Linked DNA regions of Homo sapiens: region 1 is linked to region 2. A link is a contact called in ENCODE Hi-C data. All regions are on one chromosome and are shown on one strand. Each heading gives the region's core, a stretch centred on a gene start or an enhancer-like site at or near the end of the contact. The rest is flanking DNA. Distances are from core to core; before and after follow the strand shown. Region 1 holds the start of CSTL1 (cystatin like 1). Region 2 holds the start of LINC00656 (long intergenic non-protein coding RNA 656).

Region 1 (6,383 bases), core at 2,498-4,997, 310 kb after region 2:
ACCTGATGACTATTTAAGAGCTGGTAAACAGATATTGTGTTGTGGAAAACGTCTGCAGAAAGGAGACCAAAGGCTGGATGAGGACGATGACCTCCCCACAAGCCCCTCCACTCTGGGCATCCTTGGCCTCTTGTGACACGCTCTCACTTTTTAAGCCTTGTGATTTCTCATGTTTCTGTGTCTGGAAAGAGAAAATGTACCCTGGGACCTTTGGAGCGATGCCAGCTTGGAGCCATCTGTAGCACCGCCTTGTTTGCTGACTTTCTGTGCGCCTGCTGCTGGCCTGCTCCCCAGAATCAGAAGGCATTTCCAGCCAAGATCAGCCATGTTCTTCTGCTGCTGCCCTGGGGGCGAGGGCTCAGGGCTGCAGTGGGAGCTGCTGCTGGCAGCATGGACTGTGCTCCCCTACCCCTGCCCTGCAGCCACAGTTGGGAGATTCCTCAAGCAGGCACAGACTGCTGACCATTCCTTCCTGGGCCATGTTTGGAGGGTGCCCAGCAGCAGGTGGGTCGCAAATAGATTTGCTTTCTGCCTGGGTTATCTCCAGGTCAGCAGCCAGCCTAGAACAGGATTATTTAGGGGACAAAGAAGAGCTTGTCAAATAGTGCTACATGCAAAAAAAAAAAAAAAAAAAAAAAATAGAGTGGAGAGAAGAAACCAACCGAGATCAGCCGTGTTGTTTACAGAGGATTATTTGTTTCCCCAGAATGATCAGAAAATTTCAGATAGCAGATGTCGGCTGATGAAGAGAGTGTCACAGTGTGACCCTTTCCCAGCACCAATGCCATATCTACTGGTGAAGGAGTGATGAAGAACTACAGCCAGGAAGCTCCCTGTCTGCAGGTTCCTCAGCCCACATAAGCAGAGCCTGCTGGGATAAAACACATCATCATGTTCTTGTTTATTTCCTGCTTCTCCTAGGAGCTGGACTGATAAAGAAATCCTGAGCTTGGTCGTCAACAGACAGAACCAGGAAGTTGTGCAGCTCATAGGGGGCCTCTGTGGGACACACACCATCTCGCCCACACAGCACCCAGCCACGGGTTGATCCAACAGGAATCCCACACTTGCCATCATGCCTGGTCCAGCAGTGGCCTGTTACCAGGTTCAGCTTATGAGACAGGAGGCCCAGTTTGCTGGACTCCTGGGAAACATACTTTTTCTTTCTTTCTTTTTTTTTTTTTTTTTCAGACGGGGTCTTACTCTGCTGGGCAGGCTGGAGTGCAGTGGCACAATCACAGCTCACTGCATTCTAGACCTCCAGGGCTCAAGCGATCCTTTCATCTCAGCCTCCAGAGTTGCTGAGACTACAGGCATGTGCTCCCCGGCTAATTTTTGTGTTTTTTAGTAGAGATGGGGTTTCACCATGTTGGCCAGGCAGGTCTTGAACTCCTGGCCTCATGTGATCTGCCCACCTTGGCCTCCCCAAAGTGTTGGGATTACAGGTGTGAGCCACGGCGCCTGGCCAAATTGCACATATTTAAAGTGTACAATTTGATGAAATTTGTCATACGTATGCACCTGTGGAATTATCACTACAATTCATACAACAGACATATCTATCACCTGAAGTTTTCTCATGCCCTTCTGCAATCCTTCTCTCCTATGCTCCTTATTCCACAGACATGAGCAGACCTCATATTTCCTGTTATTCCATGGTCTAACCAGAGCTCATATTTTTCCCTTCTTTTATTGGCAAGAACAGGGCTCCTATTTGTTATAGCCAGCACTCCTAATTTACTCTTGTTCCACGGAAATACTCAGGCCCCTATTTTTCCATTGTTTCATGGCAGTAACCAGACAACAACTAAGCCCTCTATTTCCCTTTGTTCTGTCGCCCAGGCTGGAGTGCTTGGTGTGATCTCAGCTCACTGCAGCCTCGACCTCTCTTGGGCTCAGGTGATCCTCCCACCTCAGCCTCCAGAGTAGCTGGGACTACAGATGTGGGCCACCATGTCTGGCTAATTTTTGTATTTTCTGTGGAAACGGGGTTTCACCATGTTGCCCAGGCTGGTCTGGAACTCCTGGGCTGAAGCAATCCTCCTAGCCTCAGCCTCCCAGGTGTCAGCCACTATGCTCTGCCCCTATTCCATGCTGTAACCAAGCTCCCTGTCTCCCTTTATACATGTACCTTACCAGAATCATATTTTTTTCCTGATTCCATGTCCACAGAGTCAGAAATCAGCATTTTGCTGACACAAGCTAAGGAACGCCAGTGTGACCTGTTAGGCGCCTCACATCTCTTTCTGTGGCATAGTCAGGGTCTATGTTTTCCTTTTCTTCAATTAAAATTGCCAGTGACTCATTTTCCTCTTTATGGACACAACCAACTCCCATATTTCTTAAGCAGATTTATTGTTTATGCTTTGAGCCCCACATCCATGGGGTTTCTAATATGGCCCACCCAATGTTATTTTTCCTCTCTATGGGCCTCAGCCTGATGGGGGTATCCCAGGTGTCTGGGGCATGCTGAGACGGCACAGGTCTGTGTGGCTTCCCGGATTACTCGGAATCCTTCATTATCTATTCTACAGCAAGTGGCCCTCGGCAGCTCAGGCTCAGGGAATTTCAAATGTATCACCTCCACCGGCTGGACAAGTCCTCTCAAGACAGGCTCTGGGGCCAAGGGAGGATGTTGTGACTGGTGCTAGCAACATTGTCATGATGGAAGGTGGCCTGGCTTCCGGGACATGACAGGCCATGGGTGAAGTGTGGGTTCAGAGTCACAGAAGAATCACGAAGAAGACATTCTTATGCACCTGACACCTGACTTGGGAGCAGGTTCTTTGCCTACATCCAGTTAGTCTCTACCACAATTCAAGTGGAGTCTTTCTCCCCATTCTCATATTACAGGTGAAGAAACCCAGCTTAGGGAGATGAGGTAACTCTCCCAGAGTCCCCAGCGAAGGACTTGAGCCAGGACAGTTGGATCCTAAGTCTCCTGCTTCCCCTCCCTCAGCACGCTACTCCTCACAGAACAACGCTTTATTTAGTTTTGGACATTTTAACCTTTATTTTGGAATAATTTCAGACTTACACAAAGGCTGCAAAAATAGCATAAAGCATTCTCGTATACCCTTCATTCCACTTCCCCAAATGTTAACATATTATACAATCACAGTACAACGGTGAAAACTAGAATATCAACATTCACACAATACTATTAACTAATCTGCAGATTTTATTCACATTTCATCAACTATTCCACTAATGTTTTTTTCTGGTAGGATTCCATTTAAGGTGTTTTTTTTTGTTTGTTTTTTGTTTTTTTTCTGAGACACAGTCTCGCTCTGTCACCTAGGCTGGAGTGCAGCGGCACCCTCCCGGCTCACTTCAGCCTCCACCTCCTGGGTTCAAGTGATTCTCCTGCCTCAGCCTCCCAAGTAACTGGGACTACAGGTACACACCACCACACCCAGCTAATTTTGTATTTTTAGTAGAGATGGGGTTTCACCATGTTGGCCAGGCTGGTCTCGAACTCCTGATCTCTGGTGATTCACCCACCTCAGCCTCCCAAAGTGCTGGGATTACAGGCGTGAGCCACCGCGCCCAGCCAGCAAATGTTTTTAAAATAGGGCATTCATGGGCTTTTGGGGGTAAGTGACACCTAATCTTCAGGGGTCTGCGGATAATTTCTAAATGGGGCTCACAGTTTATTCCTCCCTCATAGGGAGGCTGCAATTACCTCACAAAGCTCCACTAGGGTCACAACAAGATAGCAAAAGCCAGTGCAGGGCCTGCAGGTATAGGGGGATCCTGCAAGCAGAAATCTGTGGTGGGCGGGCGGCAGGTGAGCAAGGAGAACGTGTCTGTAAAGGAAGCACAGGGAACAGGTGGTGGCTTTGTAAGACAGTTGGAACCCAAGGAAGGTAAGAATAATGTACCACTCCTTGCTCCATATGACTGCTTCCTTATATCTCAGTTCAGATATTACCTTCTCCGTAAGGCCGCCTCCCTTCCTGTAAGTGATGCTTCTCTATCTACAACCCCAGCTCTTATTGCAGAGCACTGTAGGGGCTGTTCTGGGGCTTTTCTTCCCTGAGACATGTGAAGGCAGGGAGAGGGGCTTGCACGCCTTAGCAGGTGTTTAAAAATTTTGCTTGCCTGGATCACCAAAGAACTGAATGGGTGGTGTAAATGGGTAGAAAATGAACTGGCTGGAAACTGAGTGACAAGGTTCAGGTCTGAATCTCTGTTTAAATGCAGGCAGGCCATCCCCCAGGAAAGCCTATGTTGGTGAGGGTTATGATGGGAGAATGAGTGAACTGCAGCCTGGCACCACCACACCCTGGAAGGTGCAGTTGGGAAGAAAGTTTCTGAGGCTGTAGACATGGGGATCGGATGCTGGAGAAACCCCCTGCTGCTGCTGATTGCCCTGGTCCTGTCAGCCAAGCTGGGTCACTTCCAAAGGTGGGAGGGCTTCCAGCAGAAGCTCATGAGCAAGAAGAACATGAATTCAACACTCAACTTCTTCATTCAATCCTACAACAATGCCAGCAACGACACCTACTTATATCGAGTCCAGAGGCTAATTCGAAGTCAGATGCAGGTTTGTACCTTGCTCTCCCAAGACATCAGCAGGCCCTGTTCTTGCCAGTTCAGACATGTGAGGATTCTGGGGTAGCTCCCAAGAGAACCAAGTGGTGGTCCTCCGTGAGGTCCCAAGGGGGAAGCATCTTCACTTGTAGCAGGTACATTGTAGAGTTGTTCAGATCCCAGAATGTCCTTAGCCATGCTTCCAAAATGCTTTCCTAAGGACTGGCATGAACTCTAACTCCAATACACTTAGAGGCAAAAGTGTTCACTGAGGATTAAACTCTTTTTTTTTTTTTTTTTGAGATGGAGTTTCGCTCTTGTTGCCCACGCTGGAGTGCAATGGCATGATCTTGGCTCACTGCAACCTCCTCCTCCCAGGTTCAAGTGATTCTCCTGCCTCAGCCTCCCAAGTAGCTGAGATTACAGGTACGTACCACCACACCTGGCTAAATTTTTTGTATTTTTAGTAGAAACCGGTTTTCACCATGTTAGCCAAGCTGGTCTCGAACTCCTGACCTCAGGTGATCTGCCCACCTCGGCCTCCCAAAGTGCCGGAGTTACAGGCGTGAGATACCACGCCCGGCCAGCTCTTTTTCCTTGGGAAGAAATGCCTTTCATTCTGATATTTGACCCTGCCGGAGTGACAGCAAGGATAATTTTGCTCCCTTTAAAGTTCTCATTTGGCAAAATACAAATATTCTCTGTAGGCCTGTAGCCCCCAATATTTTTTCAATGTGTAGGGTTGTAAAATTCAAAACTGGGTGTTCTGTGTTATACAAACTTCAAATTATACAGAGGGTTTATTCTGGAAGTGGAGAGGATGTGAGAGATAGGGTTCAGCCAGATCACCTCACCTTCTGTTTTACATATAAAATTTCTCTGAAATATATCAATTGAAGGATAATAGAAGAAAGAAAAGTTGTTAGGGAACCCCTTTTATTGGTACAACATTTCCTCAAGGTCAGATAATAAACTATACAGTCCCCTTGGTGTCCATGAGGAATTGGTTCCAGGACCCCTCAGGATGCCCACATCCATGGATTCTGAAGTCTTTTATGTAAAATGGAATAGTGTTTCCACATAACCTATGCACATCTTCCCACATATGGTAAATCATTTCTAGATTAATTATAATAAGTGGTACAGTGTAAATGCTATGTAGATAATTATTATACTGTACTGTTTAGGGAATAATTACAAGAAAAAATGTTCAGTATACAGGCAACCATACATTTTTTTTTCCTGAATATTTTGATGCACGGTTGTTTGCATCCACAGATATGGAGCTCGTAAGTACAGAGGGCTGACTGTAGAAGTTGGGGCAGCAACAATGCTACGTCCTAGTTCAATTAGCTAGATTTGGGAAAACACAACTGGCTATGGGAAAGCTCTCTCGCCAGAGAGTAAGGCAGCTGGAACAGAGAGAACCGGCAAGGCGGGAGGGCAGCGTGGGGAGGACCAGTCAGCATAGGTCAAATCCTCATCCCAATGCAGACTGTCCCACAGGCTGGCTCAGTGAGGCACTTCTACCACAAGATGGCGATGTTGCCCATTTGGTTCTTGGTTCTTCCACAATTGGTTAAGACCCCAAGGAGGCTTGCCTTGTGAAATCAATCCATCACCATTAAGTTAGCTGTTAAGGAATAATGATGAGCATTTGATGTCATTCACATTGATAAGCAGACAGAGCAGGCGTGCCTCCTGGTAGCTGGGTGATCTTGGCATGGGCCTCTGGGCACCCCCACACCCATATGACCATTGTGTCTGTCCTTACACCTCACAGAGGGGACAAGAGCAGGCGTGGAGGGCTGCCAGGTGCCTCTGGGGGCTTCACGCCCAGCTCCTCC
Region 2 (6,141 bases), core at 2,265-4,764:
GAGGGAGGCAGGACTTGAGTGGGACCGTGAAGGGCAGAAATAACCTGAAAAGTGGGGACAAGGCAGAGGATAGAGAAATGGAGGGAGGGAAGGCCTCCCAGGGCACAGTCCTTCTCGGAGGCCCCGAGACATGCCTTCTCCCCAGTTACCCTCCAATAAAGGGAATGCAGCACCACAAGAAGACTCAGTGGCACCATCCCTGGCTGCAGAGGGGCCACCCAGCTGCTCACGGTGTCCTCACTCCATTCTCATTCTTTGCCTAATGCTGATGTCTCGCATGGAATATTTTTCTTATCTACTTTGATAAGACATGGAGGTCAGAAGAAAATAGTTCTCAAACCAGAGTTGGCCTAAAACACTACACAGGCTGTAAACCACAGATTTCCTTCTGCATACCATCCCTGCTTCCTCTTCCCATCTGACTGTAAGGGAAAGCAGGAACTCCAGAAAGGGGTCTTTGTAACACACTTCCAGGAGATTTTTCTGCAAGTGGTCTCAGGCCACACTTCAGGAAACAGACTCAGACCATCAGCACTGGAAGGAATGGTGGAGTTTGGCCAGCCCAGTGTTTCCAACTGTGCGGATAAGACCCCTGCCGGGATGACCCTGGGAGAAGAGGTGAGGGTGAGCAGGTGCGTGGGTGCAAGGCCCCTTCTCAACCCAGGCAGGTCAATGTTATGTTTATGTGTTTTTATAGGGGCTTCTGGTAGTATTAGGTATAAGAGGGGTTTCAATGCTTTTAAAAAAACAAAAAGGCTGCAAACCACAAATCTCACCCTACAGTGTCACTCATGGACAGGGCCAGCCGGGAGTGTGAGCAAGACACAGGGCCTTGATGTCAGCCAGACTGTGGCCTGGGCAATGGGGTTGAACTTTCCTGAGACTCTGGTCCATAAAAGGCAGATAACACCTTCCACCTTGGCCTCCAGGGGACAACCCATAGGCCCCCCCGGGGTCAGTTCCCTTCCCTAGTCCAGGACCAAAGGGAAGCCATTTCCCAGTTCCTGGCCCAGGCTCAGTCCACCAAGTATGGTGGGAAGGCAGAGGCACGGAAGGCTTTAGCGGTACCCTCCAGGTGTTTGGGGCATAGCTGGGGTACAGCACGCAGCCTGAGCCCTGTTGAGGCTGCTGAGAGCTGACAGAGTGGGCTTTGCAGGGAGACAGACACGGTGGGCATTCTGAGGAGGTGGACTATAGCAGCAGGCGGAAGCAGGGGGCCTGGAACCAGGAGTGGAAGAGCAGAAGAGTTTCGAAGCAGTGCAGCCTTCTGCTGGGTGTTTTGGGTAATTCTGAAGTTGGGCGTGGACAGGAGGGATGCATGAGGCTGGGCACCCCACACAGACATGGGGCCTAAAAATGCTGGGAATGAGAGTCACATCGGAGGACCCTCCACAGCCCCCGGCACTCATCCAGGCAGTGATGCCTCCAGTTCACACCCTGGGTGGGGGGCAAATGTTAGTATCGACCTCCCTGAAAAGTAGCAAGGAAGGCTTTTTTCTTTTTTTTGCCAAAACTTGCATAAGACTTAGAAAGTTCCAAATGGCTCTTCTTGCTTATCCAGCGCTTTTGGCTGCCTGTGACACACTGTCCCTGAAGCACCAAAATTTCATAAGAGCTGAGGATAAAACCCAAAGAGGGCCACTCTCCAAGTCACCCAACATCCCAGACTTCACACTTCACAGGGTGAAAAGAATGTAGTCTTCTAAACATGATGCAAAGGTGTTAGCAAACTCAGAAGGTCTAAGTCACAGCAAGATTTTCTTTTATTCCACTTCCCTGCCAAGGATTTCAGTGGAACAAAATAAACCAGACCTCCAAACAGCACGACTAAGTGTGAAAGATTCAGTTATCTTTAGGTTTCTTCAAGCAGTATTTGGCAAGCCGCTGTTTTTGGATCACGTATTTTCCACAATAAGTCAATAGATATTCCATTCAAAAAAAGAAGCAAAATGAGTTTGAATGTTTTGTCAAATTATGCTTGAGCATAGCTGTATACTTACCCTGGCTTGGCAATTAAAATATTTATTAGCATATTAAATTCACAAACAACTATAAATAAAGAAACCTGGTTTACTTAAAAGCAGTGTTGTCCATTGGAAAACATGGCATCATGCTATGGATTGAGTGCCCTGTGTAATCCGTAGAGAGCTCACTCTGGATGACTTAAGCTATATTTGAGCACTCTGATTTTCCGTATCTTGATCCAGATGTTTGACATCTCAAGAGGCATGGAGGCCTGGTGTGGTGGTTCAGGCCTGTCATCCCAGCAATGTGGGAGGCTGAGGCAGGAGAATGGCTTGAGCCCAGCAGTTTTAGACCAGCCTAGGCAACAACCTGAGATCCCAACTCTACAAAAAATAAAAAAAATCAGCCAGGCGTGGTGCATGTGCCTGTGGTCCCAGCTACACAGGAGGCTGAGGTGGGAGGATCGTTTGATTCTAGGAGGCTGAGGCTGCAATAAGCCATGTTTGCACCACTGCACTCCAGCCTGGGTAACAGAGGGAGACCCTATCTTTAAAAAAAATTATAATGAAAAATAAAAAAATAATTTAAAAAAGGGCATGGTGTAGCCTGTGCTACTGAAGGGTCCTTTATCTCTGTCAGCCATTCCTAAAGTCCACTAGAGAATAACAAAATATTCTTTTTCCACCAATTGGTATTTATTTCTGTGATAACTGAAGAATTCCGCCACACAAGCATCACCCGGGTCAGCTGCCACAGACAGTGACCATATTTGTGAGGCTTACATGGTGACCAGGAGCTTAAATTGACCTCAGACCTCAAGAATCTCCTGATAATCTGACCACGATTAAAACGTGGCCCACAATCCTTTCAGCACGTGAAATGACTGGCCAGGCTTTCCAAGAATCCCAAAGACTTCAGCCCAAACAAGAAGCTGACCTCTTAGACCAGCAGCAGATCATCCTACCGCGGCCCTTTTCCTTATTTGTTAAGGCCCCGCTTCTTGTCATTATATCGTCAGCACGATTATTCGGTGTGTTTTCTGGTTGTGTGGTTTATGCACTATTTATTTCCTGATTCTTATCTTTTTCTCCAAGAATAGCAGCACAGACATCAAGTCAATTTCAGCATGGATTTATTCTGCCTGGAAGGTGGGTCCCAGTCACACTAGTACAGAGGTGACAAAATCATGTGTGTCCAGCAACTAAGTCCGCAACGCAGTCCCATTTAGTCCTCAGGGAGCTCATATGGCAGAAGGACTTGTTTCCCAGGAGAGGGCCGGGGCCTGGAGCAGGCTGATGGATTGCTCCTCCAGCAGCTGCAGAACTGGGCCTAGGACCGGGGCTCACTCTACCACTCATCTGCCCCGTCTCCATTAGCACCTAGCCTCAGAACAGCATTTATGAAGCACTTACCACACATACCCAGGAAAGGCTCGTGTTCTGCAGTGGTTACCTTACAATTCAGAATGAACTTTGAACAAATCCCTGAAGACAACGAGGCTGGCCGTGGATGTGCAGCTGCCTTGCGCCTTAGTGTGTCATCTGTAAAATGAGGTAATAGCAACGTATGTCTCATGGGTTACTACTGTCAGAGTCAAATGAGGTAATTGTAGGTAACGCCCTTTGCACAGTGTCAGGCACACCATGAGAGCTGGAAAAGCGTTGGCTTTTAACATTCCTCTTATTCTTCCTTTCTGTTTTCTGAATTTCTGGGTTTCATATCGAAGTGTGAAGAGGGATGAGTTTCAAAGGAGGTAGAGAGTCCCTTAAGCTAAAGGTTTTCCTTTGGAGGGCTGGGGGCCAAGAACACGAGAACCTTCTCTATCTGCAGGGCCTGGTCTTGCTTCCACATTGTGGAACCAAGGGCCAGCAGAGAAAGATAGAGACTAACCCCAGCCCCAGGCCCCAGAGGTGGGGGCTCCAGGATCACAAAGACCCCAGCTTGGCTCCGCCTCTCTCTTTCTCAATGCATGAGCAGCAGCACTGAGGGGACTGGGGCTTCCTGGAATTTTAAAAAGGGTTTTTCTAACAATTCCTGGAACTGTGAAGTCAGTGGGGAAGGTCATGGGTGGAGTGAGGTCATGGGCCTAGCTCCAGAAGTGTGCCGACAGATAAGGCGCCTTGGTCTGGGGCTCTCCAGCCTCTAACGCCCAGATGGCTTCCCTCTGGGGCTGCAAAGTTTACAGGAGAGACCAGATGATGGCACTGACAATGGAGGGTGGGTCTCCTCTACACTTCCCACCCCAATAGCTGCCTTTGCCCTAGAGGGGCCCAGACACATTCGTTGGCAGTAAAAGCTTCACCCTCCAGAGCAGAAGGGGAGGCCCACAGGCTTCTCCCTGAACTTCATCATCCCAGTGGATGCAGGGTCGGGGTATTTAGGGCTCTTTTCTAAGGAGCTGCATTAGGATCTCGGCACATTTTTTTCTTTGTTAATTTTGTTTATCTATCAATTCAACTTATTTGGGCTAAGGCCAGAAAAAGATTAGCTGGGATTTAGGGAGCATCCGTATCAGTTTATTGTGACTGTATTATGTAGGCGTCATTGATACGATGCAAACTCACTTTAAATGCCAACAGGCATCAGCAGGTGGAGATAGTAAGGTTAGCGCCCTTCACTAGAAGGCACAGACACTGGTTAGGGAGGGAGGAAGGCAGAGCCAGCAGCCAGCTCCTGTGGTGCCGGTTATCAACCGGTTATCAGATGGGTGCTGTGAGCAACTGATCTCCCTGGCTATGAGTCTGTTCTGGAAAACTGCGGCCTAACCAAGGCTGTCCCGGGCTCTTCCAGCTGCTCAGAGGGAGGGTCCTAAGATCTTACAGACATAGCTAGGTCATGCTTCCCATGTCAATCAGGGCAAACAGAACACACTAACAGTGAACAAGTCCAAGAGGGGATTAAGAAAACAATTCTATTTACAACAGCATCAAAAAGAATAAACATTTGGAAATAAAATTCACCAGCAAGGAGAAAGACTTGGACACCAAAACATTAAAAAAATACCGGCCGGGCGCGGTGGCTCACGCCTGTAATCCCAGCACTTTGGGAGGCCGAGGTGGGCAGATCACAAGGTCAGGAGATCGAGACCACGGTGAAGCCCCGTCTCTACTAAAAATCCAAAAAAATTAGCTGGGCGCGGTGGCGGGCGCCTGTAGTCCCAGCTACTCGGGAGGCTGAGGCCAGAGAATGGCGTGAACCCGGGAGGCGGAGCTTGCAGTGAGCCGAGATCACATCACTGCACTCCAGCCTGGGCGACAGAGTGAGACTCTGTCTCAAAAAAAAAAAAGACCAATGAAATAAATTAAAGAAGAAATAAAGAAATTAAAAGATTTCCTTTGTTCATGAATTGGAAGACTTAATATTGATAATGTGTCAAAACTAACAAGAGTGATCTACAGATGCAATGCAATCTCTATCAAAATCCCAAAGGGATTTGCTGCAGAAATAGCAGGATTCATCCTAAAATTCATATGGAATTTTAAGGGGCCCTGGAGAGCCAAACAATCTTGAGAAAAAAAGAACAAAGTTGGAGGACTCAAACCTCCTGATTTCAAATCATATTACAAAGCTACAGTAGGCAAAACATTGTGGTACTGGAATAAAGACAGATATATAGACCAATGGAATGAAATAGGGGGCCCAGAAATACACCCTTGATTTTCAGCAAGGATGTCAAGACCATTTAATGAAGGAAGGGTAAAATTTTCAACAGATGGTTTGGGAAAATTGGAAATACATATGCAAAAGCAAGAAGTTAGACCTTACCTCATATCATATAAAAAAATTAATTCAAATTGATCAGATGCCTAAACATAAGACATAAAACTATAAAGCTCCTAGAAAAAAACATAGAAGAAAATCTTTATAACATTAGATTTGGCAATGATATAACACCAAAACCAGGTGCTGCAAGAGTAAAAATACTAATAGATAAATTGGACTATATCAAAATTGAAATGTTTTGTGCATCAAAGGACAAAAAATGATAATAAACAATAATAAACAGAGTGAAAAGGCAACCCATTGAATGGGAGAAAATATTACAAATCATATATAGAATAAGGGGTTAATGTCCAGATTATATAAAGAACTCCTGCAACTAAACAACAACAAACAACAACAAAACAATTAAAAAATGTCAAAGGACACGAATAGACATTTCTACAAAGAAGATAT

Evidence for each region. Hi-C counts contacts between places; a loop is a spot of excess contacts on that map. Pooled maps may share reads with other maps.
Region 1: a map with no recorded cell type shows a loop between it and region 2 (4-fold over the local background). The contact joins the promoter of CSTL1 here to the promoter of LINC00656 in region 2. A Hi-C loop is called at or near these places in 1 of 37 single-sample maps with no recorded cell type and 2 of 50 pooled maps.

What each region holds. Positions count from the first base shown.
Region 1 is chr20:23,435,938-23,442,320 of GRCh38, forward strand. CSTL1 (cystatin like 1) reads left to right here and starts at 3,748. Exons shown (of 4, transcript NM_138283.1): 1 at 3,748-3,869; 2 at 4,207-4,549. The coding sequence starts at 4,331. RefSeq lists an enhancer at 5,987-6,086.
Region 2 is chr20:23,129,122-23,135,262 of GRCh38, forward strand. It overlaps LINC00656 (long intergenic non-protein coding RNA 656), which reads right to left and starts at 3,515. Exons shown (of 4, transcript NR_034149.1): 1 at 3,378-3,515; 2 at 1-44.